Linked DNA regions of Homo sapiens: all the other regions are linked to region 1. A link is a contact called in ENCODE Hi-C or POLR2A ChIA-PET data. All regions are on one chromosome and are shown on one strand. Each heading gives the region's core, a stretch centred on a gene start or an enhancer-like site at or near the end of the contact. The rest is flanking DNA. Distances are from core to core; before and after follow the strand shown.

Region 1 (4,655 bases), core at 23-2,522:
AAAATATTTCCCCCCTAACTATACATACACCCTATGTATATGTGGCAAACGTGCATTTTTCTGGAGAGAGATAGCCATAGCTTTTATCACCTTCTAAAGATTACAAAAAGGTTAGAAATCACTCCTCTACCCACTCTTCCTACTGGATCTCACCACATCACAGAATTAACCACTTGCTATTCACACCTCCATGACTTGTAATTCTATTATCACTGGCCCAGAATTCTCTCCAACTCTCATATCCAACTGTCTAATACCTTTGTCTTTGGATGCTCCACATGCACCATCAACTCAACTTGTATAAAATTAAACACATTATCTGTAGTCCAACAACTAAATGTGCTCCTAATACCACCAGCCACGCAGTCATCTGGAAAGTCTGAGTTGTCCTGGACTCCTCCCTCTTCCTCACTCTCCTCTCCCTCCCTACTGCACTGACCTAATTTAGGCCTTCACCACTTCTCAGATGCAGTATCTTCTTAGCTGACCTCCCTGCCTCATCCACTATCTCCAATACACCATTCCCTCTCTCTATGATATTCTCTACCAGCCCATCGCCTCAGTGTAAGATGGAAACAACACTGATGTACAAGGCCTGTCATGATCTGACGTCTGACTGCACTCCCAGCGCTGTATGTTCGAACCATGCCCCATGACTCGGTTTCCCCAAAAGCCTCGTTCTTCTACCTCCATGATTTGAAATGCCCTGTACTACCTGCGGGACTTTTAACAGGGTCTCTGTGGCACCCCAGTGCCTGGCACAGTGCCCTCGCCTGAAAGGCCTAATGCTTGCTGAACGGCTGGCGGAGTGACTGAGTGACAGGGAATTCCAGGAGTTAGGAAAGGGGCTTCCGGCGGTCGCACCGACGCCCCTCACCAGCTGCCGGTCGGCCACGGTCCTGTCAGGCACAAGGCTGTACACCTGGCTCCTCAGCACGATGGGCGGCAGCGCGTCCTCAAACAGGCCTCGCGGGAACAGCTGCATGAGTTCTGAGACAGCCGCGCGCGCCGACCCTGGGCAGATAAATCGGCTCACGGACAGGGAACTGGGGCGGGGACGCGGTTCTAACAAAACTCTCGGCTACCGGAAGCGAGGCCCCACCCCCGGGGTTGCCATGGTTACCTGGCTCACCCCGAAGAGGATCCGACTCCACAGGCCCTCGCTTCCGCCGCCTCTTAACTCCAAAGGTCTCCGGGATCAGGTGATGCCTCTTCCAGCTCATATCCCGGGATTTTATGGTACCGGGGAAGGGGTAGGAATGGAGGGAAGAGAACCTGAAAATAGGGTCTTCCGGCGCAGAGCAGTGACGTACGGTCTCCCCGGGCGTCCCTCCTAGACCAGGTGATGACGAAAGGAGCGTCAACTTGTCGTCCCTCAGGCCCGTCAGTGCTGGGAGGGGCGGTGGCGACGCACATACCAGCATCACCTCCGCCAGGCCGGGCCCCACGCCGGCCGCGGATTGGCTCCCTCCAAGGGCACGCACGCCCGGGGACTCGTTGGCGGCGTGGAGGGGCGCCGGTGGCCACGTTGGTGTCAACCTCCTTCGTGAAGCTCACACCTCCCCCGCCCCGGGAGGGGTTTGCCCGCCACTGTCGCTGAATGATTGCATCATCGAAAGCAGAAAACCACTTTTGCATCCTTCGGCCTCTGGCGTGCCTGCCATGACGTCATAGCTCTGCGGAGGTGGAAGTTGGGGAGCTTTGAGGTAACTGGATTCTTGATCTGAGCGCAGACGTCCTTCCTAACCTCACTGCATTTGGAGGACCTGGAGGGAGGGTGGGTGAAGGGCAAGGAAAGAGGCAGGATGAGAGCTTGGCCGCGGTGGCGTCTGAGGGGCCTGAATGTTTCAAGGCCAGAGCCTGGCGATCAGGTGGCTCGCTTAGTCCTAAACCAGTCATCCTTCTCCAGGCCTCCTCTGTAGAATGGAAACTCTGTACCCCTGCTTGTCTTAGGACCTCATGGATCCCAGGGGGACCAAGAGAGGAGCTGAGAAGACAGAGGTAGCTGAGCCTCGGAACAAACTACCTCGTCCAGCACCTTCTCTGCCCACAGACCCTGCCCTCTACTCTGGGCCCTTTCCTTTCTACCGGCGCCCTTCGGAACTGGGCTGCTTCTCCCTGGATGCTCAACGCCAGTACCATGGAGATGCCCGAGCCCTGCGCTACTATAGCCCACCCCCCACTAACGGTCCAGGCCCCAACTTTGACCTCAGAGACGGATACCCGGATCGATACCAGCCCCGGGACGAGGAGGTCCAGGAAAGGCTGGACCACCTGCTGTGCTGGCTCCTGGAACACCGAGGCCGGTTGGAGGGGTGAGCAAAGCGTGGTAGGCAGTATATCTGGAGACCCGTACCTACCCTCTAAAATTAGGAGAGCCAAAGCCGGGGTGAGAATCAGTCCTTAGAAGAAACAAGACTATTCTTCGAGGGGAGCATCTCACTAATGCTTGTGTCAGACCTTCAGCCTGTAACTCCTGCCTCTCAGGGGTCCAGGCTGGCTGGCAGAGGCCATAGTGACGTGGCGGGGGCACCTGACAAAACTGCTGACGACACCGTATGAGCGGCAGGAGGGCTGGCAGCTGGCAGCCTCCCGGTTCCAGGGAACACTATACCTGAGTGAAGTGGAGACACCGAACGCTCGGGCCCAGAGGCTTGCTCGGCCACCGCTCCTCCGGGAGCTTATGTACATGGGATACAAATTTGAGCAGTACATGTGTGCAGGTGAGTTGCCCCTGCTTCATAGCCCCCTTCCCCTTCCCAGAGGTTGAGAGCCCCCCACGCCTGCTGCTGCTTCTCTCCTTGTGCAGACAAACCTGGAAGCTCCCCAGACCCCTCTGGGGAGGTTAACACCAACGTGGCCTTCTGCTCTGTGCTACGCAGCCGCCTGGGAAGCCACCCTCTGCTCTTCTCAGGGGAGGTAGACTGCACAGACCCCCAAGCCCCATCCACACAGCCCCCAACCTGCTATGTGGAGCTCAAGACCTCCAAGGAGATGCACAGCCCTGGCCAATGGAGGAGTTTCTACAGGTTCAGGATCGGGGTGGGCAGGGCGAGAGCTTAGGCTTGAAGGCTGGGAAAGGGACTTGGGGAGGAGGGTGAAGGCAGAATGGAGGGTGCACGAGGGGTCCCACTGATCCCTTGCTTTTCCTGTCAGACACAAGCTCCTGAAATGGTGGGCTCAGTCATTCCTCCCAGGGGTCCCGAATGTTGTTGCTGGCTTCCGTAACCCAGACGGTTTTGTCTCTTCCCTCAAGACCTTTCCTACCATGAAGATGTTTGAATATGTCAGGGTAAGGGAACGATGTTGCAGCTCCCACCCGTATCCCCAAACACCAAGACCACAGGTCTAGCATCCAGGGCAACAGCCTGCCTTCTCTCCTCCCACCACCCCCACTGCCCATCTTCTGCCTCCTCCTCTGCCTGCTCCAGAATGACCGTGACGGCTGGAATCCCTCTGTGTGCATGAACTTCTGTGCCGCCTTCCTTAGCTTTGCCCAGAGCACGGTTGTCCAGGATGACCCCAGGTGAGGCATTCAGCTCTGTCCCTCCCCTCTGGATCCCAGGATCCAGCCTCTGGCCCTCAACTGATGCCTCCATCTGCCCCCCAGGCTCGTTCATCTCTTCTCTTGGGAGCCTGGCGGCCCAGTCACCGTGTCTGTACACCAAGATGCACCTTACGCCTTCCTGCCCATATGGTATGTGGAAGCTATGACTCAGGACCTCCCATCACCCCCCAAGACTCCCTCTCCCAAATAGTAATGCTTTAGAGGGAGGCAGTCATATCTCTGTGTGCAGATAATAAAAGCATATTTCTAAGAGGTTCTCTCGCTGTCTTCTTAGCTGAGTCATCCCTGTCCAGCAACTCAAGCACACAACAGTGCTTTGCTGTTTTATCATCATGTTTTTACATGGGGCATTCACTGGGTGTAGAGGCTGGCCGCAAATACGATGTCCCGCCGTAGCAAGGTAGCCGCTGTCTCCATCTTGGCACCCAGCACAGGCTCTCCTACCAGGCGGGCTGCCCCCCGCAGTGAGCGACACATCTCAGCCAGGCGCTGAATGCAGCGGACCACCAGGCCCTCAGGGGTCCCTGAGAGCCCTGCCAACTCGGAGAAGGGCTGTGGGGAAAGTAGGGTGAGGACTGGATGCACTCAGCCTGGGCAGGTTCTCCCCAGCCAGCCGTCTGCAAAATCCCAAACCTCAGGTACTCACCATGCCCCGGGCCCACTCATATACAACCTCAACCAGCCCAAAATTCAGCTCCCCCACAAATTCCTCCACCGTCTGGTTCAGGCCACAAGCCACCTGGACCTCACCAATCCGCTTGGCCACAGCCCGGACACGTTCTATTCCCTGCAGGAAAGAAGGAGAGGTTAAGGCCTGCCTTCCTGCTCCAGGACAGGGAAGGACCAGATCAAGAAGGCAGCCATTTTCCATCCTTGGGGCACTTACAGGGCTGGAGGGGGTCACCTGGGGGACTACCTGAAGGTGAAGGTCAGGAATGCCACAGCCCTGGCAGGGAGAAAGGGGTGGTGTCCCCTACCTGCTTGAGGGTGTTTGGGAGCTGATCCCCAGCGTCCCCAGGGCTCTGGCAGACCAGGCCAGAGAGCAAGGCAGCAATCTCCTCAGGCCGCAGGGTGCTCAGTGCATTGT
Region 2 (4,975 bases), core at 2,370-4,869, 140 kb after region 1:
GCTATGGCTCACACCTGTAATCCCAGCACTTTGGGAGGCTAGGGCGGGCAAATCACCTGAGATCAGGAGTTCAAGACCAACATGGTGAAAACTCCCATCTCTACTAAAAATACAAAATTAGCTGGGCATGGTGGCGCATGCCTGTAATCCCAAGTACTCGGGAGGCTGAGGTTACAATGAGCTGAGAATGTGCCACTGCACTCCAGCCTGGGCGACAAAGTGAAACTCCATCTCAAACAAAAAATAAATAAAAATACATGTTGCGGGCTGGGCTCGGTGGCTAATACCTGTAATCTGAGCACTTTGGGAGGTCAAGGTGGGCAGATCTCTTGGTCAGGAGTTCAAGACCAGCCCGGCCAACATGGTGAAACCCTCTACTAAAAATACAAAAATTAGCCGGGACTGGTGGCGCATGCCTGTAATCCCAGCTACTTGGGAGGCTGAGGCAGAATTGCTTGAACCTGGGAGGCAGAGGCTGCAGTAAGCCAAGAGTGTACCACTGCACTCCAGCCTGGATGACAGAGCAAGACAGTCTCAAAAAACACACAAAACATGTTGGGGTGGGGCACAGTGGCTCACTGAGGCAGGAGTTGAAGACCAGCCTGTGCACAAAGTGAGACCCTGTAATACAGTTTAGATCTGTCTCCCCACCAAATCTCATATTGAATTGTAATGGATCACTGGGGTGGATTCCTCATGAATGGCTTAAGCACCATCCTCCTTGATGCTGTGCTCATGACAGTCAGTTCTCTAGAGATCAATTTATTAAAAATGTGTGGCACCTCCCTGCCTTTGCTGCTGCTCTGGCCATGCTACATCCCTGCTTCCCTCTGTACCTTATGCAATATAGTTTCCTGAGGCCCCCACCAGAGGCTGAGCAGATGCCAACACCATGCTTCCTGTACATCCTGCAGAACCATAGCCAATTAAACCTCATCATGTAAGTAACTGGCCATAAAAACATGAATTACAGGAGATTGCCGGCAGGATGAAGGTGGATCAGGTGGGTTCAAAGATCCTCAGAGAAAAGCTCAGAGACTCTTGTCCAACCAGATCATCATTACCACTCCCACTGAGAGCCAAAACAAAAGATACTCACCATAGCAAGGAAGGAGAACAGGCATGGCTCTCCACCTCTCCCAGCCTGAAGGTCAAGTTGCAGGAATCACTGTCTAAGCATGACAGCCATACAAAGCTTCTCTCCATGAGGGGGAGATTCCAAACCTTAGACCTTCACTCAGATTAGTGCAGAATCTCTGTGAAGGTGCATTGTCCCTGGCTGGGCTTCCAGAGTTCATTCTAACAAGGTGAAAACAAGACAATTTGAAAATAAACAGAATTATGGCCCTCCCATTGGCCCTTCTGGAGACCCAAGTATCCAGTTCCCTAAATGAGTCAGAACTTAGTTTTGACATCATGACCAGCATCGGAGACTCTAGTCTGTGAAATCATCATTCCCAATTAGGGAGATCTGGATCAAGGGAAGCTCTTCTGGAAAGAGATCTAGTACACTCAAAGAAAACACAACAGTCCCAGTATATATTGATCTAACAAATGAGTCCAGGAGTGGACGTTAGAAAGGGAGGAGTAGAAAGTAATTTAAAACAGCAGAGAACAGCTCCACTGGGAGGCCCCAGTGTACTCCTATTTTGCAGTAGAAATGAGGGGAGGAGTCAGGTTACCCAGCCTTTAACAAAAATACGGGGATTTATTAAAACGTAAAAATACAGGCCGGGCAAAGTGGCTCACGCCTGTAATCCCGGCACTTTGGGAGGCCGAAGGGCGTGGATCAACTGAGGTCAGGAGTTTGAGACCAGCCTGACCAACATGAGTGAGACTCATGTCCCCCCGCCCCCTAAAAAAGTAAAAATAGAATAGTCACAAGGAAAATGATGTAAACTAAAAAGAGTAAGACTGTCCCCCCGCCCCCCAAAAAAGTAAAAATAGTCACAAGGAAAATGATGTAAACCAAAAAGTAATCTCTAGAAAGTCACCAACACCAGACGCAGCAACTCACCCCTGTAATTCCAGCACTTTGGGAGACTGAGGCAGGAGGACTGCTTGAGCCCAGGAGTAGAGACCAGCCTGGACAACATGGCAAAAGCCCGCTTCTGTAAAAAAACTAAAAATTAGCCAGGCGTGGTGGTAGCACGTGCCTGCAGTCCCAGGAAGCTGAGGTGGAAAGACCACTTGAGCCCTGACGGTGGATGTTGCAGGGAGATCCTGGCATTGCGCCCTGTCTCAAAAACAAAATAGCAAAAACAAACAAATGGAAGTCACCACCTGTGGTACATGGATTATAGCTCAAAAAAGAAAAAGTGGCCGGGCACAGCGGCTCACGAGGTCAGGAGATGGAGACCATCCTGGCCAACATGGTGAAACCCCTTCTACTAAAAACAGAAAAATTAGCCGAGTGTGGTGGCGCGGGCCTGTAGTCCCAGCTAATCGGCAGGCTGAGGCAGGACAATCGATTGAACCCGGGAGGCAGAGGTTGCAGGGAGATCGTACCATTGCCAGCCCGGGCAACAAGATCAAGACTCCATCTCAAAAAAAAAAAAAAAAAAAGGAAAAAATTGGCTAAGGTGGGAGAATCGGTTAAACCCGGGAGTTGAAGGCCGCACTGAATTGTGTTCTTGCCACTGCATTCCAGCCAGGGTGACAGGGAGGCTGTCTTAAAAAAAAAAAAAAAAAAAGGCCGGGCGCGGTGGCTCACGCCTGTAATCCCAGCACTTTGGGAGGCCGAGAGGGGCGGATCACGAGGTCAGCAGATCGAGACCATCCTGGCTAACACAGTGAAACCCCTTATCTATTAAAAAATACAAAAAATTAGCCAGGCTTGGTGGCATGCGCCTGTAATCCCAGCTAATCGGGAGGCTGAGGCAGGAGAATCGCTTGATCCCAGAAGGCGCAGGTTGCAGTGAGATCGTGCCACCGCACTTCAGCCTGGGTGACAAGGCGAGACTGTCTCAAAAAAAAAAAAAAAAAAAAGGGCAGGGAGGCGCATAATGCCCATGAACGAAAGCTTGCTTGGGAACAAAGCTTTCCGAAGAGGCATTCAAAAGGCTCTCGCACCTAATACTCACCTTTACTCAAGGATAACACGGCGATGAACGTCTTACAACTCCTAACGGGGAAATGAAACAGAACAAAAGATTAGGAATCTTGGCCATGAACTCGTTGAGCCTGAGAAATGCTGGACCGAGGGGGCGGTCAGAGCGCTGCGGTGATGGCATCAGCGACACACTCAAGAGTTACCTGGGGTCATCATCACTCCCTTCCTATCCCCGGGCGACCGCCACCCCCATTTTGCAATCACTCGCCCAACCCCACTCACAGTTGTTTTGAGTCAGCAGGGGCTGTGGGGCCGCTAGCCGAGTTCCCCCTGCCACGAGCTAGGTCAGTTCCAAGCAAAGACACCAGAAACTCCAGTGTGCAACGGTAGTTCACCCAACTGCACTGGGGACCGCCCTCTCCTACCCCAGCCAGGCCGCGACGTGGCCGCCCGCCGGCTGCTGCGCAAAGGCAGCGCAAGCCGTTGGGATCCCCTGCTCCCCCTCACTCAACAGTCGGGCCATTACAACTCTCATACTGCCAACCCACGAGCCCACTTCGCAAAAAGAACTAAAATGGCGAGGCCGGGGCCATTTATGGCGGCGCCGGGTTGGGGGCCTGACGGGTATAGTTGTTTTCTTATCTGCCTGGCTAGACGCGCGGCATTTTCCCCATTGTTTGTCCACACAGAAATAAAACAAAGTGAAAGAAAGACCAGGAAAGTATGTTTCACACTCCTCTGGGCAAATATTCGGAGATGCTTTCTGAATTTTGAAAAACAAAAAACAGGGATCTGTCTGGCCAGGCGGAAGAAAGTCCCCGGCGCCGGCCGGCCAGCGCCAGCCGGGTGCTGCTCCTAAGCCGTTTCCCAGCAGCCCATGGTCCGTTAATGACCCTGGGACTCTTCCCGCGCGCGCGCGGGCGCGCGCAGCTGCGCCAGTTTAGCGTCCAGCTACCCTGACACTTCGCACTCCGTTCCCCCAGCGAAATCTGAATTTGCCTCCCAGTTCGATCCCGCAGACTGTCAGGCACCCTAACCTTCAATTAAACAAAACAAAACAAAAACCAAAAACCCAAAAGGCAGGTCGGACGTAATAGGTCACGCCTGTAATCTCAACACTTTGGACAGGCCCAGGCAGAGGATCATTTGAGGCCCGGAGTTCGGGACCAGCCTGGGCAAATAGTGACACCCAACCCCCGTCTCTATTTATTTAAAAATTAGGCCGGGCGCGGTGGCTCACGCCTGTAATCCCAGCACTTTGAGAGGCCGAGGCAGGTGGATCACGAGGTCAGGAGATCGAGACCATCCTGGCTAACACGGTGAAACCCCGTCTCTACTAAAAAAAAATTAGCAGAGTGTGGTGGCGGCGCCTGTAGTCCCAGCTACTCGGGAGGCTGAGGCAGGAAAATGGCGTGAACCCAGGACGCCGAGCTTGCAGTGAGCCGAGATTGCGCCACTGCACTCCAGCCTGGGCGACAGGGCGAGACTCTGTCTCAAAAAAAAAAAAATTATTGAAACTCATAAGTCATTTCAAATCCTTTCTGGACCCTTTCCTATCGCCCCCATTTATAAACGCGTATGATGTTTGGTGATGTGTGTTGTGTGTGTTGGTATCTTTTTCTTTTTTGAGACGGAGTCTGACTCTGTTGCCCAGGCTGGAGAGCAGTGGCGGGATCTCGGCTCACTGCAACCTCCGCTTCCTCGGTTCAAGCGATTTTCCTGCCTCAGCCTCCGAAGTAGCAAGGATTACAGGTGCACACAACCATGCCTGGCTAATTTTTATATTTTTAGTAGAGTCAGGGTTTCACCATGTAAGCCAGGCTGGTCTCGAACTCCTGACTTCAGGTGATTTGCCTGCCTAGGCCTCCACAAAGTGCCAGGATTATAGGTGTGAGCCACCGAGCCTGGCCTCTTCCTTTTTTT
Region 3 (4,678 bases), core at 2,041-4,540, 180 kb after region 1:
TGGTTTGGCCGGGGACAGTGGTTCACACCTGTAATCCCAGCACTTTGGGGAGCTGAAGTGGGCAGATCGCCTGAGATCAGGAGTTAAGGAACAGCCTGGCCAACATGGTGAAACCCCATCTCTACTAAAAATAAAAAATTAGCCGGGCATGATGGCATGCGCCTGAAGTCCTAGCTACTCAGGAGACTGAGGCAGGAGAATCGCTTGAACCTGGGAGGCAGAGGTTGCAGTGAGCCAAGATCACACCACTGCACTTCAGCCTGGCTGACAGTGAGACTCCATCTCAAAAAAAAAAAAAAAAAAAAAAAGAATGGATTGGTTTAGGGAGAGGAGATGTGGGGTTGAAAATAAACTACTCTGTTAGTTGTCTTTCCTACTCCAGGGCTTAGGAATGCCCCCTTTTGGTTCTACCTTTTCTGACATCCTCAAGTCCTTGACTTCTCCCAGTCATGTTCTCATCCCAGCTCTGAAGTCACCTCTATGTTGACTTTGTTATAAACTAATTTGATTCTTCTCTCCCTCTGCCCTTGACAGCATCTGTGGAACCCTCCATTCTGTGGATCAGGTGAGATATAGCACGGGCCCCAGAATTGGTTCCTGGAGAAGGAGAGGGGAGACTTAAGGGTTGGGTTCTTACATCATGTCTCTAGGGTTAATAATGGTGTTCGTCGGCCAGGCACGGTGGCTCACGCCTGTAATCCCAGCACTTTGAGAGGCCGAGGCCTGAGGTCAGGAGTTCAAGACAAGCCTGACAAACATGGTGAAACCCCGTCTCTACTAAAAATACAAAAAATTAGCTGGGCGTGGTGGTGGGCACCTGTAATCCCAGCTAGTCGAGAGGCTGAGGCAGGAAAATCATTTGAACCCAGGAGGCGGAGATTGCAGTGAGCCGAGATGGCACCATTGCACTCCAGCCTGGGCAACAAGAGCAAAACTCTTGTCTCAAAAAAAAAAAAATAATAATAATAATGGTGTTCATCTTCCTTTCCTAGTATCTCAACATCAAACTAACTGACATCAGTGTCACAGACCCTGAGAAATACCCTCACATGGTGAGTTGGGGTCTGTGGAGAAGAGGAAACACCTCTAAAGCAGGAGGCCCCTGGGTGGTTAGAGGACATTTTTAAGGGTGTTTTCATATTTGTCCATCTTTGTCTAGTTATCAGTGAAGAACTGCTTCATTCGGGGCTCAGTGGTCCGATACGTGCAGCTGCCAGCAGATGAGGTCGACACACAGTTGCTACAGGATGCGGCAAGGAAGGAAGCCCTGCAGCAGAAACAGTGATGGCTCCTCCTCCTCTTCCCCTCCCTCTTTCATTGGTGACCCATAACCCCAAGTCCCAGCCCAGAACCCCTAACCCCCAATACTTGAAGGGGTTTTGTTTTTTTACTAATGATGGTTTTGTGGGTTTTTTTTAAGGGATGAGTGGATGAGAGGAGTAATAGGGAACAGCTATCCTCTCTTGAGAAGGGGAGGATAAGTAGGCTGGGAAACTTCAAAGCCTTCCCAGTCCCCAGCACCTGCCTTTCTCACTACTTCTCTGGAGATGGTAGGAGAGTTTCCTAGGTCTTTCCAGGGCAGCATGTGATTCATTTGGGGATGGAAGGAATCTGTCCCGCATCGGGAATAAAATTTATGATGCAAATTTGTGTTTTGGTTCTGTTACTATGTGTTGGGCAGGGGGCTGGGACATGGAAAAGGATGTCGAATTCATCCAAGCCCCTGTTACTCTGCGTTAACCCAGCCAAGAATCCAACTCAGCTTCCCACTACTCTCCTTGGTATAAAGCATATAATACAGTTGCTCTACACCATGTTTCCCCAACATGTCCCTACCTGTATGTTCTCCCTGTGGCCTTTTGCTTATACCATACCTGCAACTGGAGTGCTTGCTGTCCTTCCATTAATGTGATAGTGTCATAAGATACATTTCATGCTACCAGACTTCACCAATCCAACCAAATCAGTTCATGTTTTCTGAATATGTATAGAAGATAAATACAAGTGATGTAATTTATATTTTAGAGAAAAGTTGTGACTGGGAATTACTAAACTTCATTCACTCATTCAGCAAATATGAGTTCATGATACAGATGAGACTTCTCAGCCTTAAGGGACCCTTAGAGACCATCTAGTGTGACCCTCCTTTTTGTTTTTGAGACGGGAGTCTCACTCTGTTGCCCAGGGTGGAGTGCACTGGCTTGGTCTGGCTCACTGCAACCTCCGCCTCCCGGTTCAAGCGATTCTCCTGCCACAGCTCCTGAGTAGCTGGGATTACAGATGCCCACCACCATGCCCGGCTAATTTTTTTTTTTTTTTTTTTTTTTTGAGATGGAGTCTCACTTTGTCACCCAGGCTGGACTGCAGTGGTGTGATCTTAGCTCTGCAATCTCCGCCTCCCAGGTTCAAGTGATCTTCTTGCCTCAGCTTCCCAAGTAGCTGGGCTTACAGGTGTGTGCCACCACGCCTGGCTAATTTTTGTATTTTTACAAATACTGCAGCTCTGTCGCCAGGCTGGAGTGCAGTGGCACGATCTCAGTTCACTGCAACCTCAACCTCCAGGGTTCAAGCAATTCCCTGCCTCAGGCTCCGGGGTAGCTGGGATTACAGGCGCCTGCCACCACACCTGGCTAATTTTTGTATTTTTAGTAGAGACGGGGTTTCACCATCTTGGCCTGGCTGGTCTTGAACTCCTGACCTGGTGATCCACCCGCCCTGGCCTCCCAGAGTGCTGGGATTACAGGCGTGAGACGGGCTTTCACCACCTTGGCCAGGCTAGTCTTGAACTTCTGACCTCAGGTGATCCGCCCACCTCGGCCTCCCAAAGTGCTGGGATTATAGGCGTGAGCCACTGCGCCCGGCCGTCACCCTTTTTTCATACATGAGGAGATGAGGCTCAAAGAGGAAGCTGGACGCCAGGGCCTCGGCAAATGGACCTCCCCTTCGGTCCTCATCAGGCGGCTCCCTGCTGGGCACCTCCCCGCTACCGGGTGGGGAACGCCCTCCACCGGCAGGGCCGGCCGACCCTCTTGGGCCAGTTCCCTAGCTGCCCGCTGGGCGCCGCCCTCGCCACCCGGCCGAGGACCCGCACAAGGTGCCCGTGGCGGCGCCTGACGGGAGCGTCGTGCTCAGGGGTGTCCTCTCGTCCTGCGTCCGCGCCCAGCGCCCCGCGCCCCGCGCTGTTCCTCGTGAGACCGGCGGGCGGCGAGCCGCGCGGCCCCCGGGGCAGTGTCGGACACGGCGGGCGCGCACTCGCAGGCGGGGCACGGCCGCCCCCGCCAGGACCCGCAGGCCCGGAAACGCTCCCTGTCACAAAGGGGGGAACACGTGGGCGCCGGCTGCCGGGGCGGCGATCTTAGGGAACTAGGGTCACCTGGAGAGCCGCCCACCGTCTCTGCCCGCTCGACTCCTCCGCCCGGGCCGCTCGGCCGGTCCAGCCGCGGCCGGCGCCTGGCTGTGAGGTGGATTCCCGGCCCAGTCTGACCATCTCCCTCCAGTACGTACACGCGGCTCGAACCCGCATCCAACCAGACGCCGACCCGCTCCTGAGAGCCTTCCACACTCCCCGAAGCCCCGCGATGGTGGATAGTTCCTCTTCCCCAGGAACTCCCCACTGACACTGCCCCTCTGAGAGCCAGGTCCTCGGCTCCTGACAGCCTGCCTGGTCAGACCCTCAGTCCTATGGGACTCGGGTGTCTGCGGCGAAGGAGCTCCCGTGAGGGTCCCCTCTCTACTCAAACATAGGACCCACCTCGATCCCGCAGTCTTCCCCTGTCTCTCTTTCTCCTTAGGTTTTTCCACTTCGTTCGGACCTTCTCATAACTATGTCCACCCTCTACGTCTCCCCTCACCCAGATGCCTTCCCCAGCCTCCGAGCCCTCATAGCCGCTCGCTATGGGGAGGCTGGGGAGGGTCCCGGATGGGGAGGAGCCCACCCCCGCATCTGTCTCCAGCCACCCCCGACTAGCAGGACTCCCTTTCCCCCACCCCGCCTGCCGGCCCTGGAGCAGGGGCCCGGTGGGCTCTGGGTGTGGGGGGCCACGGCTGTGGCCCAGCTGCTGTGGCCAGCAGGCCTGGGGGGCCCAGGGGGCAGCCGGGCGGCTGTCCTTGTCCAACAGTGGGTCAGTTACGCCGACACGGAGTTAATACCAGCTGCCTGTGGAGCAACGCTGCCGGCCCTGGGACTCCGAAGCTCGGCCCAGGACCCCCAGGTGAGGGGGTTGTACAGAAGAGGGGGAGGGGAGAAATTCAGAGGAGGGAAGCGAGGACTGGAATGGACAATGAGACAAGAAGGTAGTACATCAGATGTGGGAAAAGAGTGATCAAATCCCAGATTGCCAACTGGTATGGTAACCCTGGGCACGTTTCATAGACCCGCTGTGTCTTGGTCTTCCTATGTCTATGAACACGCAGGCAAGTTGATGTAATGCTTGCCTCACTGAGTTAATAGGATTAAAAGATGTGCGCAGAGCACATAGTTTAGTGCCAGGCACTTTTAAAGTCTCTTAGTAAAAGTTTGATGAGTCTGAAATTGATGAGGATAGAAGTTATTTGAATTGTAGGAAAAGACTGGGTGAGGGAGAGATGACAATTGCTGGGAGGAGATAAAAGAGAAATGAAATGAGGAAGGTAAGTGAGAGGAGAGATAACCCTGCCAGATTGTAACTATCAGTCCTTC

What was found. Hi-C counts contacts between places; a loop is a spot of excess contacts on that map. ChIA-PET counts read pairs that join two places held with the same protein, here RNA polymerase II (POLR2A). Pooled maps may share reads with other maps.
Region 2: a map of B cell shows a loop between it and region 1 (4-fold over the local background). The contact joins the promoter of SNHG32 here to the promoter of WHR1 in region 1. A Hi-C loop is called at or near these places in 2 of 168 maps with a recorded cell type or tissue (B cell and CD4-positive, alpha-beta memory T cell) and 10 of 50 pooled maps. POLR2A ChIA-PET finds 5 or more read pairs at or near these places in 20 of 52 experiments (A549, A673, AG04450 and 15 more).
Region 3: a loop to region 1 is called in a pooled map, with 5 times the contacts of the local background. The contact joins the promoter of VARS1 here to the promoter of WHR1 in region 1. A Hi-C loop is called at or near these places in 1 of 168 maps with a recorded cell type or tissue (HL-60/S4) and 8 of 50 pooled maps. POLR2A ChIA-PET finds 5 or more read pairs at or near these places in 5 of 52 experiments (AG04450, CD4-positive, alpha-beta memory T cell, HEK293 and 2 more).

Annotation. Positions count from the first base shown.
Region 1 is chr6:31,968,980-31,973,634 of GRCh38, reverse strand. It overlaps WHR1 (winged helix repair factor 1), which reads right to left and starts at 1,272. Exons shown (of 7, transcript NM_004197.2): 1 at 1,124-1,272; 2 at 878-1,014. The coding sequence starts at 1,223. DXO (decapping exoribonuclease) reads left to right here and starts at 1,497. Exons shown (of 7, transcript NM_005510.4): 1 at 1,497-1,706; 2 at 1,954-2,315; 3 at 2,488-2,723; 4 at 2,810-3,029; 5 at 3,157-3,292; 6 at 3,432-3,526; 7 at 3,611-3,820. The coding sequence starts at 1,960. The coding sequence ends at 3,758. SKIC2 (SKI2 subunit of superkiller complex) reads right to left here. Exons shown (of 28, transcript NM_006929.5): 26 at 4,546-4,655; 27 at 4,215-4,355; 28 at 3,884-4,120. The coding sequence ends at 3,920. RefSeq lists an enhancer at 1,000-1,710.
Region 2 is chr6:31,833,560-31,838,534 of GRCh38, reverse strand. It overlaps SNHG32 (small nucleolar RNA host gene 32), which reads right to left and starts at 3,619. Exons shown (of 4, transcript NR_160953.1): 1 at 3,335-3,619; 2 at 3,084-3,124; 3 at 1,100-1,299. SNORD48 (small nucleolar RNA, C/D box 48) reads right to left here and starts at 3,272; the gene lies at 3,209-3,272. SNORD52 (small nucleolar RNA, C/D box 52) reads right to left here and starts at 1,459; the gene lies at 1,396-1,459. RefSeq lists an enhancer at 3,784-4,482.
Region 3 is chr6:31,794,364-31,799,041 of GRCh38, reverse strand. VARS1 (valyl-tRNA synthetase 1) reads left to right here and starts at 3,290. Exons shown (of 30, transcript NM_006295.3): 1 at 3,290-3,496; 2 at 3,792-4,211. The coding sequence starts at 3,825. LSM2 (LSM2 homolog, U6 small nuclear RNA and mRNA degradation associated) reads left to right here. Exons shown (of 5, transcript NM_021177.5): 3 at 535-565; 4 at 993-1,052; 5 at 1,160-1,646. The coding sequence ends at 1,285. RefSeq lists an enhancer at 2,838-3,692.